Linked DNA regions of Homo sapiens: region 1 is linked to region 2. Evidence: chromatin contacts called from ENCODE Hi-C or POLR2A ChIA-PET data. All regions are on one chromosome and are shown on one strand. Each heading gives the region's core, a stretch centred on a gene start or an enhancer-like site at or near the end of the contact. The rest is flanking DNA. Distances are from core to core; before and after follow the strand shown.

Region 1 (6,403 bases), core at 3,384-5,883, 110 kb after region 2:
CATTCTGACTGCAAATAATTCAAGTTTCTATTGCCATCATCTGTCAGTAAGATTGTCTTCTATTCACCCAAATTTGGCTTCAGTGGGTACTTGACCCCTCAGTCTAACCTACAGTTTACCTCTATAGGTCAGCTTTAGTCTTGATCACAGGTTTTTCCATCAAGGTTAAAGAGGCTGAGCTAAAAAAAGCAGAAAACGTTTGGGGGGTGGGAGAATATTACAGAATGAGAACAATAATTATACCTACTAGTTACTGTGAAAGAAGCAGACCATCTAGAAAGCATTTGAGACTGGATGCCATTGGCATCTACTGAGGAATAGTTTTCTCGACCAGGTAGGCTATAGACTCGTACAGGTCCCCCTGAGTTGCTGATTACTCCCCTGTAACACAAGAATAGCAGCTGAGATGCTATCCACACTTTTTCAGGGCATCCCACTGACTTATAGTGCCATGTTGTATCTATTGCTTTGATTAATCAAGAAAATAGCTCATCAGGGAAGTCATCTAAAGATTCTGCTTTATTTATTTATTTATTTGATGGCGTCTCGCTCTGTAGCCCAGGATGGAGTGCAGTGGCGCGATCTCGGCTCACTGCAACCTCCACCTCCAGGATTCAAGTGATTCTCCTGCCTCAGCCTCCCAAGTAGCTGGGATTACAGGCATGCACCACCATACCTGGCTAATTTTTGTATTTTTAGTAGAGACAGGGTTTCACCATGTTGGCTAGGTCTCGAACTCCTGACCTCAAGTGGTCCATCCGCCTCAGCCTCCCAAAGTGGTGGGATTACAGGTGTGAGCCACCACTCCCAGCTGCTGCTAGCCTTTTAAAAACTTGCTTACACAAGAACAAAATTTGCCTGGAAAAAAATGGTTTTGTGCTGTTGAACTTCTTAAGTGTTGATAAGAACACATTTGTAATATCCCATTACCCACAACTTAGAAATTCAGAGCACCAAACAATTTTCCTAAGATACTCACTTTAGCTACATGCCTTTGGACTGAATTTTTTTAGAAGTATTATACTGGCTATTCTACTACAGGATAGCATGGCACTTGCTAACAATAGTCACCTTGGGCAAGATACTTGACAACTCTCTGAGTTCAGTTTCTTCATCTGTAACTGGAGTAAAATTCTACCTACCTTGTAGAGTTGTGGTGGAAGTTAAAACAATAGGTGGCACATAGTAATAACTCAGTAATATATCACATGATTAGGAATGTTTTGGAATCATAGCAATCTAGCCATCAAGAGGTAATGCTATTTGCCTTTTGTCAGAAAGCTTTCCATGTGTATTTGGTGTTTCAAGTATATCCAGGAGAACCGTGAAAATATATCCATTTTCTGTGGCCACAATGGCAACAAAAGAAAGAATGCAGGGAGGAAAGGGATCCAGATGGGTAAAGCAGGAAAGGAAATAATCACGTCTGCATTTCTCTCCCACCCTGGTGTGTTTGGGCTTACCTGTGGACAGCAGCCCCACATATGCTCGATACAGAAGCATATACTATGTTCCCATACACAGAGAATTCCTCAAGAGGGCAGCCCCCTGGGCAGAGGACATCTGCTTTCTCTTTCCTGATGTCCAAGCCTCTGGTAAAACATGTGATAGCAATGGGAGCTGAAGAAAAAGGAGATAATATTGTAAGCATTCTTAGGACTTCTTGGGGCATAGTGGTGGGGAGACTACAGTGTGAGATTTAAGTTTTACTTCCCTAATTTCTACACTTCTAGTTATGACTATTGACTTATATACCCTTCCATACCATTCCAGATTTTGGCAAGCCACAAGGTTGTTTTCCAATTTAATATAGTCCCCAGCCACTATAAAACTCTAATGTGAAAGTTCTGGGTTTTTATTTCGTTTTTGTTTTTGAAATGGGGACTCGCCAAGTTGCCCAAGCTAGGCTCAAATTCCCGAGCTCAAGTGATCCACCTCCAACTCCCTAGTAGCTGGGATTACAGGTGTGCCACTGTGCCTGGCTTCTCAGTTCTTAACCAGGTTGGAAATACATAATTGGAACTATATCTGAACTAGAAAATAAAAGTCATTTAATATTAATTATAGAAATATAAAAAATCTTGGCTGGGCGTGGTGACTCATGCCTATAATCCCAGCACTTTAGCAGGCCAAGACAAGAGGATTTGCTTGAGTCCAGGAGGTCAAGACCAGTCTGGACAACATAGCAAGACCTCATCTCTTCTAAAAAAAAAAAATTTTTTTTAAATGGCCACACGTGGTGGTGCATGCCTGTACTCTCCGCCACTGGAGAGGCTGAGGTGGGAGGATTGCTTGAGCCCGGGAGTTCAAGCTTGCAATGAGCTATGATTGCATCACTGCACTCCATCCTGGGTTACAGAATAAGATCTTGTCTCCAGAAGAAAAAAAAAAATTTTTAAATCTCAACTTTGATGACGCTATGTACACAGTTGCTTGAGGTAAAGATAGTAAATCTGGATTGAGCCTTTGTGGAACATTTTCATAGACATGTGCACAAATCAAAGCCATCCTTTCCTTCATAGGACCATTTATCCTAGTTAGCCTACAAATGCAGATCCTTAAACTCACACATTAAGGAAGCCAACAAAAAGATGCTTAGATTCACAGAAAGTTATCTAACTTGATTGTTCATTTTATAGATGAGAAAATTAAAGCCGTGGGGTTAATTTGCCCAAACAACATTCTACAACTCCCGAAGGACAGAAAACAGAAAAGTGAATCCCTTCAGAATACAGCATTTTTATCTTAATTGAACCTGATTATTTCTGCTCCAGATCTGTCCAGTGAGATTTATCAAGCAGCGGATGCATTTTTAGAAAGCACTGTTAATATTCTCAAGTTTTACACTGTCAACCTAACAAAGAATCAGTTTTTACTATAAATGATGCTAGGAAGAGACAAGCTCTTGGCAACAAGTAACAAGATAACATAATACAACATGTTAATTTGTGAATTTACTGTCGATACTAAATTGAGATTAATGTTATTAAATGCTATTTTTCAAACATGGGAAGTTGTAGTTATCCAAACCTTTTTAAAACATATATTAATTTTAAAAACCTTTTTTTTCCAAGGCAGAGGAATACTTTCTGGCCATACTGTCCAACTGAGTACCTTGCCTGTGACAAGCACCCTCCTCTGTGCCCTTTGTGGTGACAGGTACCTTACATTCCATGGAAGAGAAGGAAGGATGCAGGCGCAATGCCCATTTCTTAGCTCTGAAGCAGTCTAGAGAGCTGAGAGGTTAAAATCCTTACCCCTAAACAGCCTCATACCTATCATCAAACAGCCTTAATCCTTCCTCCCATTTTCCGCTGAGATGGGGGCGGCATCGGAATCCGGTGCCAAGACCGACCGCCTTTAGTTGCGAACACTGACTTTTGTTAAGTAGAGCGGGAGAAATACAGCCATGAGGGATACTTAACCCTCATTCCTACTTTCAAGGAAAACAAACGGTAGCTCTTAGGAAAGCGTTGCCTTTTACACTGGAAAATACACCAAACCACACACCCATACCCGGACCTCTACACGTGGTACAAACTTTTTAAACTCTCTAGCGTGTAGAGTGAGACCGCGAGTGCTTCTGATTATAGGGGTTACACCTAGAAACATAGCTAGCGAGTCAAACAAGGTGGGACAGCGACGTTCGCCTCCCTCTCTCTCGGCTACGGCAACCTGAAGTCGGGTCTGGGCGGCTTCTCCTCCACCCCCAAACGCAGCAGAGCCCAGGACTGGTGCGCTCCTCGGTGAGGCTCAAGGAGTCCTCCTTCCTCGACCTCCTGCTGCCGGCGCTCAGCGGGCCCGGGGTCTGGGGCTGTGGGTGGGCCTGGAGGAGGCCTTCTTCCTAGTGCTCTTGGAGAACGTCCCCCCACTGGACCCCAGGGGCCCCCTACCATGGGAGAAACAGGTGAGCAGGAGCAGATCGGCTGCAGGGGTTAACGCGGGCGCGCCACGCGGCGGCTCAACCTTCGCGCCTTCCTCCTCAGGCGGTAGGGCTGAAGCCCAAGGGGCTGGATCTGAGTCCCGCTTGTACCCGCTGGTGCTCAGCCCCTGCGACCGCCTGGACGCACCCCAGCTCCCCCACTCACCGGCTCCCTCGCTGCCCGCGGGCCCCGGCAGCAGCAGCAGACACACACCTGCGAAGAGAGAAGCGTGAGGGCTGGCTCCAGCCTCCACCCAGCGGAGCAAGGGGCCGGGGTCGTGAGGGGCGCGCACCCACCGAGGCCGAGAGCCGGGATCCAGGCTGCGGACATGGTGACTGATAGGCTGCTCACACCTGGGAGAGAGGGAGAATGCGGGCAAGGCCAGGGTGCGGGAGGCCCCGCGCGTCACCTCCTCAGAGCCCCGCACCCTTCGGATCCCCGGGCGCGGCGCAGAGGAGAGAGGACACAGACGACCCGCTGCTCCAGGCCAGCGCCCCTCTAGGTCTGGGAGGCGCCTCGGCGGCAAATCGAGCGAAGCCCAGGATCGGTGTGCAACCCCGCACCGCGGGGAGGCGGGGGCGCCAAAACGACGACAGACAGGCTGGGAGCGACAAAGAAACAGGGACAGAGGCGTCAGGGATCCCTCGCACCCGCGCCCGCCGCCCGGGGCTCCGCACCTGCTCGAGATCCACCCGGCTGCGCCCGAGTGCGGAAGGCAAGGCCCCCGCGGCCGCTATAAAGGCTGGGCCGTGCGCATGAGCACTGTGCGGGGGGCGCGGGAGGAAGCGCGGGAGCCGGTCCCCCGGGGCCCGGCGGCGACTTCCAGCTCCGCCTTCGCCCCCTGCCGGCCCCGGGGTGAGGCCGGCGCGGAGGCGCCTCCTCCAGCAGCGCAGGCTCGGCCACCTGGACGCGGCGCCAGTCCCTAGAGGGGCACGAAGGTCCCCGTGCCGGCGTCTCAACGAGTGTGGAGGGCCGGCGGCCCCGACGGCGGCAGCAGCGGCCTCGCCAGCCCTGCTCTGCCGGGACCAGGGCTGCTGAGGCAGCGGCGGCCGCTACCCGCCCCACCCAGCGAGGCCTGGAGCTTCTGAGAGCTGTCAGGTCCACGCGGCCTGAGAACCGAACTTCTCAACTTGGTGCTCTCGTGGAAAGAGTTCCTACTTCTGAAATAAAACCACCCTAGGTTTGGTAAACGCATGCCGCGTTTTTGTTAGAAACCCTGTCAACTGACTGCTAGCTCGTTGGACCTTAGGGATTCGGCCTTGCGCCTTCGTTTCTGCTGGAGTCCTACTTTCCCCAGTGGTTCAATTTGTGCTCCTGCCTAGAGCCACGCGTGTGAGACAGCCCTGACCCCAGCAGCCGGTACCTTTGCTTCTTTCTCACCTCAGGAAGAATTTATGCCTGATTGCCTTTCGAAATTCCCAGACTTGGTGTCTTGTGACTGCACAGAATCTCAGATTTGATAATGTGTTCTCCTTCTCCCCGCACCATCCTGCTAACGTTTTACAAATGGAAATGGAGAAGGAGCAGAATTCTTGAGGAGTGTTAGTGACAGGCGACCTGCATGGCAGCGGAAGAACCAGACCCAGGCCCAGACGCTAACCTTTCTGGTACAATATAAACTTTTTCAAATAGCCTTATTTAGTTACAATTTACATGCCATAAAATCCATCCGTTTTGAGTGTACAGTTCAATGATGTTTAGTAAATTTTCAGAGCTGTACAACCATCACCACAAGCCAATTTCAGAACAGGTTCATCCTCCCCAAAATGATCTCCTCGCCATTGTCAGTCAGTCTCTTCTCCCACTCCTAGTCCTAGGCAATCACTAACCTATTTCCTGTCTCTATAGATTTTTCTTAGTGGTCGTTTCTTATAGATGGGATTATACATTGTGCGGCTTCCTTCACTGCACAGAATGTTTTTGAGGTTCATCCATGAGGCATTATAGAACAGTACTTCCTTTCTTTTTATTGTTGAAAAGTATTCCCATGCCATTTTATACTGAGAAACAAATACACCACCATCACCTGGAAGTCAACTAGTGTAGTAGTCTTAATTACAACTATCTTCCTGATTGGAATGACTTAGTATTTGTATCAGGCAACTAAGGAGTGTTGATTTCATTCCCTTTACTACCTGAATGTCTTCTGGAGGGAAAGAGACCAAATAACATTTGAGGGCTGGGAGGTTTTTGATGTTTATTTTCATGGCTGCTTTCAAGATTTACTCCCTTCCCTGGTATAGAGAATTACCCTTTTCTTAGAAATCCAGTAATCTAGCCACTGCCCCTGATATTTTCCATGGGAGAAATTTCAAGCCTCAGGACAATTAAAGCTGTCTTTTCCATTATTGTTTATTGAGTGTCCTCAATCAGGGTTGGATAACCTCCCCTAATTAGGCTGGACAAATTGTCATGATGCTATATAATTAGGAAGAGTCTGTACGCTGGAAAAAACCTGCCACTTCACAGCTCAGCAGGCA
Region 2 (6,790 bases), core at 3,670-6,169:
GAACTCCTGACCTCAGGTGATCCACCTACCTCGGCCTCCCAAAGTGCTGGGATTACAGGTGTGAACCACCGCGTCCGGCCAAGATAAAATATTTTTGTTATTAAAAAAAAGTATTCCGCAATTACATCTAACTTTTTTAAAGCTTAGGATACTTCATAAAAAGAAAGATCCTAGGAATTTCTAAATGCCTAATCCTCATCTATTCAAATCATTAAGTATGTATTACTTCTAAAGGGGTATAACAAATTAAGCTGTTAGAGTTCTGAATGTCAAAATTGTGGGAGCAGTGTACTCTATAGTTGCCATACTTTTTATTTTTTATTTAAATTTTCTGAGACGGAGTCTTGCTTTGTCGCCAGGCTGGAGTGGAGTGCAGTGGTGCAATCTTGGCTCACTGCAACCTCCGCCTCCCCATTTCAAGTGATTCTCCTGCCTCAGCCTCCTGAGTAGCTGGGACTACAGGTGCCTGCCACCACGCCCAGCTAATTTTTGTATTTTTGGTGGATACGAGGTTTCATCCTGTTGGCCAGGATGTTCTCGATCTCTTGACCTCGTGATCTGCGCACCTCAGCCTCCCAAAGTGCTATAGTTGCTATCCTTATGAGTGGTTTTAATGAGCTAGTACTAAGTAATGTGAATAATTTTTTCCCTAGATATTTAAAAGCCATCCTTCTCAAAATTAGGTGGCTTAACTAACAGCAAAGTTTTTTTGAGATGGAGTCTCGCTCTGTTGCCCAGGCTGGAGTGCAGTGGCATGATCTCAGCTCACTGCAGTCTCTGCCTCTTGGGTTCATGCAACAGCGTAGTTTTAATTCTTTTCTGTTTTTTTTTTTTTTTTTTTTTTTTTTAGAATTCCTCATCCTTTTCTTTCTTTGCCTGCTTCATTTTTCCTTCATAGTACATTTTAATTATCAAGACTTTTTCATGAAAAGAAATACATTTAAACCTTTTTATAGGCCTTTGTGTGTGGGGGGGGGTTGGGGGGGGCGGGGAAGATGCCATGGAATTTCACAGAGCTATCCAAGATATCTTGCAATATCAGTGTCTGTGGGCCAAATCAGACATCCTTTTTGTTGTTGTTGCTGCCACCATCCCCACTCTCCTTCCCTTCCTAGACGCAACCTAGTACCTGCCTCTCAGACACTGTATTTTGCAGAAACTTAATTGATAAGTAATGTCTACATGAGCTGTTAAAGGGAATTTTCAAAGAATATTATTATTTTCTTCATTTACTTTTTAAAGGTTAGTTAGATATGTATTATAGAGACTGTGTTTAGGTTTTTTCTCTTGGAAATTTTACATTCTAGGTTTAATAACTACATTTATTGAATTTAGTACTATAGTAATAAATATGAGTATAAATACCTGACTTCTAAATTTAGGATTCTTTCAGCTTATTCATCTTTACTTTCTTAACTCTCTTAAATATTTCTTTCATTTTGATCATTAATATACTGAATTAGTGTAGAGTAGATTAATAAAATCTGAGGAATCACATTTATTTGATCAAAGTGAATTCTCCCTTTACACATGAAAAAACATCTTTGCCTTATTTTATTTATTTATTTTTGAGACGGAGTCTCGCTCTGTCGCCTAGGCTAGAGTGCAGTGGCACGATCTCGGCTCACTGCAACCTCCACCTCCCTGGTTCAAGCGATTCCCCCGTCTCAGCCTCCGGAGTAGCTGGGATTACAGGCATACGCCACCACACGCGGCTAATTTTTTTGTATTTTTAGTAGAGACGGGGTTTCTCCATTTTGGCCAGACTGGTCTTGAACTCCTGACCTCAGGCGATCCTCCCACCTCAGCCTCCCAAAGTGCTGGGATAACAGGCATGAGCCACTGCACCCGGCCTGCCTTATGTTAAGGTAATTTCATTTTTTGTAGATGAAGTAAGTTCTTCCAAGCTTGAGGTATTATAAGAGATTGCACACATATGGTCATTTCCATATTTTACAGTTGAGAAAACCAAGAACTTTATGACTTCATTTATTCAGCAACAAAAATTTGCCAAATATTTATTGAGTCTTTACATATGCCAGACAGTGTTCTGGATAGTAAGAATATATCAGTGAACAAAAGACAAAAAATTTCTAATTTTATGGAGCATTTTGGTAGCATTTTTCTAATTTATTTTTAGTTTTTAAGTTTTAACTTTTATTATAGATTAAAGGGTACATGTGTAGGTTTATTATTACATGGGTAAATTGTGTGATGCTGAGGCTTGGGGTCCCAATGATCTCATCACCCAGGCAATAAGCACAGTACCCAACAGGTACTATGATCGGCACCACTGCACTCCATCTGGGCAACATAACGAGACTGTATCTAAAATTAAAAAAAGTAAAAAAATAAAGTACCATTAAAATAGCTCATAGTTTCCTACCTCAAGGGGGTAAACTTCCTCTTTTTATGGAAAAGGGGCTTATCTGTGGCTTAATGCTTGCAAATACCACGTGAATGTGAAATTATTGGAATACAGTTACCAGTTAAAAATTATCTATTGGCCAGACACAGTGGCTGACGCCTGTAATCCCACCACTTCGGGATGCCGAGACGGGCAGATCACTTGAGGCCAAGAGTTCGGCACCAGCCTTGCCAACATCATGAAACCCTGTTTCTACTAAAAATACAAAAAAATTAGCCGGGAGTGGTGGTGTGTGCCTGTAGTCCCAGCTACTTGGGAGGCTGAGGCAGGAGAATTGCTTGAACCCGGGATGCGGAGGTTGCAGTAAGCTGAGATTGCGCCACTGTGCTCCAGCTTAGGCAACAGAGTGAGACTCTGTCTAAAAATAAATAAAAATTGAGTATCTCTATTATGCTTTAAACCACCTGTTGCCATGTAAAATGTCATTGAGATCTTTGAGGATGGTGGTGGTATTTTTTATAATTCATTAAACCTTATTTTAGGATCTATTATAAGTAGAAGAGATAAGTTTTATTTGCTTTTGGACATCCTAATTACTGTTTAGTCTTTTTTTTTCCCCTTGGAATTCTTTTTTTTTTTTTTTTTTTTGTGAGACAGAGTCTTGCTCCTCACCCAGGCTGGAGTGCAGTGGCACAATCTTGGCTCACTGCAACCTCCCTGCCTCCCGGGTTCAAGCAGTTCCCCTGCCTCAGCCTCCCAAGTAGCTGGGATTACAGGCACACGCCATCATGCCTGGGCTAATTTTTGTATTTTTAGTAGAGATGGGGTTTCACCATGTTGGCCAGGCTGGTCTCGAACTCCTGACTGCAAGTGATCCATCTACCTTGGCCTCCGAAAGTGCTAGGATTTCAGGCGTGAGCCACCGCACCCAGCCTGGAATTCTTTTATCAATAAAATTGGAAAACGTTATTTTCATGAAAAATTTTATAAGCTCTTGCAAGCAAGTTTTTTGTTTATCCATCCTCTTTGAAAAGACAGAAATTGAGCAGGTACTGGGTAGGTCGGGGACTGGACTGTTTCTGTTATTAGATGATCATACAAAGGTTTTTGTGCCCTGCTTTAGCACACTGAATTATGGGGTGTGTGTGTGTGTGTGTGTGTGTGTGTGTGAATTCTAAGCTACCTTGTGATTCTCATAATTAGCTAGGTTTTGAAACTCTTGTGTGATATGGTTTTTATTTTGTATTTTTTGCTTTATGTAAAATGTCAATGGTTTGCTGACTCTTTAATCTTAAAATTATTTTACATTTGAACCTTGCCTCTAGCCCCAAATATTTAAGTACTTTGAATACACATGAATAATTTTAGTTGACCATTAACAGGTGTGGGTGCCAACATTTCTTAACCTACTGTGTTATTTTAATTTATTTTGAGAGATGGGGTCTTGTTCTGTTGCCCAGGCTGGAGTGCAGTGGTGCAGTCATAGTTCCCTCGGTCTCCAACTCCTGGGCTCCAGTGGTCCTCCCACCTCAGCCTCTCAAGTAGCTGGGATTACAGGTGCACACCGTCATGCCTGGTTAATTTTTAAACTTTTTTTTGTAGAGACAAGATCTTGCTTTGTTGTCCAGGCTGGTCTTGAACGCCTGGCTGGCTTCAGGTGATCCTCCTGCCTGGGCCTCTCAGAGTGTTGGGATTACAGGCATGAGGCACCATGCCTGGACAGAAAACCTACTGTTTTTGAGTAGTGGTGTTATGGATTTATTATTAGTTGCTCTAACCTGAATTCGCCTGTATGTTGCTTCCAAAGCTAAAATATTTAAGTTTTTTTTTTAATTCCTTGGATGTTTGCTTCTGAGTGGTGTTGCAGTTTCTTTAGTAAGTGCTAAAGAATGTCTTAAAATCATTAAATACAACAAAACTCACCTATATCTAGTGTTTGCTTTTAGTTAAAAAAATTTTTTTAAAGAAAACTCTTGCAATAGAACAAATTTTGTGAAGTTATTTGTCAAAGCAAGATACTGTTTTTTAAGAAACATCGCAAAATAGGGCCGGGTGCGGTGGGTCACGCCTGTTATCCCAGCACTTTGGGAGGCCGAGGTGGGCAGATCACAAGGTCAGGAGTTTGAGCCCAGCCAATATGGTGAAACCCCGTCTCTACTAAAAATACAAAGATTAGCTGGGCGTGGTGGCGGGTGCCTGTAATCCCAGCAACTCGGGAGGCTGAGGCAGGAAAACAGCTTGAACCCGGGAGGCAGAGGTTGCAGTGAGCTGAGATTGTGCCACTGCACTCCAGCCTGGGTGACAGAGCAACACTCCATCTCAAAACAAAAAAAAGAAAAAAAAAGAAACAAAGAAACATTGCAGAATAGTAGTTGAACTTTTTAGTTCACTACCAGCAGAATCAAAGTTGAAAGTTTTACGCTGGTGACCTCTAGTGGTCTTGCAGTTAAAAAATTATCTGCTGTCAAGTATCAACAAATATCAAATAATTCTCCCCGCCCCCATACAGAGTCTTGCTCTGTCATCCCAGCTGTAGTGCAATGGTACAATCTCAGCTGACTGCAGCCTCCGCCTCTTGGGCTCAAGCAGTTCTCCTGCCTCAGCCTCCCGAGTAGCTGGGATTATAGGCACACACTATGTCTGGCTAATTTTTGTATTTTTAGTAGAGATGTGATTTCACCATGTTGGCCAGGATGGTCTAGAACCCCTGACCTCGTGATCCGCCCACCTTGGCCTCCCAAGGTGGTTGGGATTACAGGCGTGAGCCACCGCACCTGGCCTGAAATAATTCTTATGTGCATTCACATGCTGATTGTTGAATAAATTCAGATGATATATAAAATGTCCCGCCAGGCATGGTGGCTCACTTCTGTAATCCCAGCACTTTGGGAAGCCAAGGCGGGCAGATTACCTGAGGTCAGGAGTTCAAGACCATCCTGGCCAACATGGTGAAACGCCATCTATACTAAAAATACAAAAATTAGCCGGGTGTGGTGGTGTGCACCTGTAGTCCCAGCTACTCAGGAGGCTGAGGCAGGAGAATTGCTTGAACCCAGGAGGCGGAGGTTTCAGTGAGCCGAGATGGTGCCACTGCACTCCAGCCTGGGCGACAGAGCGAGACTCTATCTCAAAAATAAATAAATAAATAAAAATAAAATGTCGCAAATCAACGAACACCTTTTCCTGTATTCAAAGGAAGAAAAGCTATCCTGAAAATCAGTAGTAATATTTGTTACCCTAAATTATCAACTGAAATTGTATATGGAAACAAGTTTATAAAAATTAATTTTTGCCTGAAGTACACTTCAGATCAAGTAATTAAAAACAAAATTTGTTGAGTTGGGCACATAAAAACAAAATTTTTGGTACCTATTTTATTGAAGCAACTACACAGTCCGTTGCAAAACCTTTTTCTTTGGGCCTAGGTCTTTGACCTTATCTTCACAATAAAAATATACTTTTTAAATGTTTCCTTTTATTTAGATTTTCTTTGATATCTCTCATCAGAGTTTTTTGTAGTTTTCTTCCTGTGCATGTTTTGTTAGCTTTATGCTTAAGGTTTTTGGTGCTAAGGTAAATGGTACTATGTTTTGACTTTCAAAATCTAAATGTTTATTACTATTGCATAGGAAAGTAACAGACTTTTGTTTATTAATCTTGTTTGCTGCAACCTTGCTGTAATTGCCTTTTTTTTTTTTTTTTTTTTTTTTTTTGAGATGGAGTCTCACACTGTTGCCCAGGCTGGAGTGCAGTGGCATGATCTCGGCCCACTTCAACCTCTGCATCATGGGTTCAAACGATTCTCCTGCCTCAGCCTCCTGAGTAGCTGGGACTACAGGCGTGTGCCACCATGCCCAGCTAACTTTTGTATTTTTTAGTAGAGACAGGGTTTCACCATGTTGGCCAGGCTGGTCTCAAACTCCTGAGCTCAAGTGATCTGCCTGCCCTGGCCTCTCAAAGTTCTGGGCTTACAAGCGTTAGCCACCGCACCTAGCTTTATAATTGCTTCTTTGATCCAGGGTTCTTTTTATTGATGTTTTAGGATTTTTAACATAGGCAGTCAGGTCATCCGCAAACAGTTCTATTCCTACCTTCTCAATCTGTATACCTCTTCTTTTCTCATCTCTTGCATTAGCTAGGACTTTGAGTATGATGTTGAATAGGAGTGATGAAAGAGGAGATCCTTGCCTTCTTCCCAGTCTTAGGGGGAAAAGCATCTACTTTTTCATAATTAAATATGATATTTAGCTGTACGTTTTTCATAGATATCCTTTATTAAGTTGAGGGTGTTCCCCTTATTCCTGTTTATTGAGAGTTTTTGTCATGAATGGGTATAAGATTTTGTTCTTTTCTGTATCTATTGATATTTCTTCTTCAGCTTGTTTAACCAATTAATGATGCGTTATATTAACACAGTTTTGA

What was found. Hi-C counts contacts between places; a loop is a spot of excess contacts on that map. ChIA-PET counts read pairs that join two places held with the same protein, here RNA polymerase II (POLR2A). Pooled maps may share reads with other maps.
Region 1: a pooled map shows a loop between it and region 2 (2.4-fold over the local background). The contact joins the promoter of COCH here to the enhancer-like site in region 2. A Hi-C loop is called at or near these places in 2 of 50 pooled maps. POLR2A ChIA-PET finds 5 or more read pairs at or near these places in 2 of 52 experiments (A673 and T-cell).

What each region holds. Positions count from the first base shown.
Region 1 is chr14:30,872,789-30,879,191 of GRCh38, reverse strand. It overlaps COCH (cochlin), which reads right to left and starts at 4,633. Exons shown (of 12, transcript NM_004086.3): 1 at 4,601-4,633; 2 at 4,220-4,276; 3 at 4,089-4,136; 4 at 1,464-1,620; 5 at 248-381. The coding sequence starts at 4,253. COCH-AS1 (COCH antisense RNA 1) reads left to right here. Exons shown (of 5, transcript NR_038356.1): 5 at 2,640-3,013. RefSeq lists a silencer at 4,552-5,071.
Region 2 is chr14:30,978,325-30,985,114 of GRCh38, reverse strand. All of the region lies in intron 1 of STRN3 (striatin 3), which reads left to right. Among named protein-coding and RNA genes, the nearest start is that of MIR624, 33 kb to the left of the region's middle. Within about 2 kb of position 4,919, at least 3 of the 41 ENCODE cell types and tissues checked have a DNase peak (open chromatin) inside an H3K27ac peak, as active enhancers do.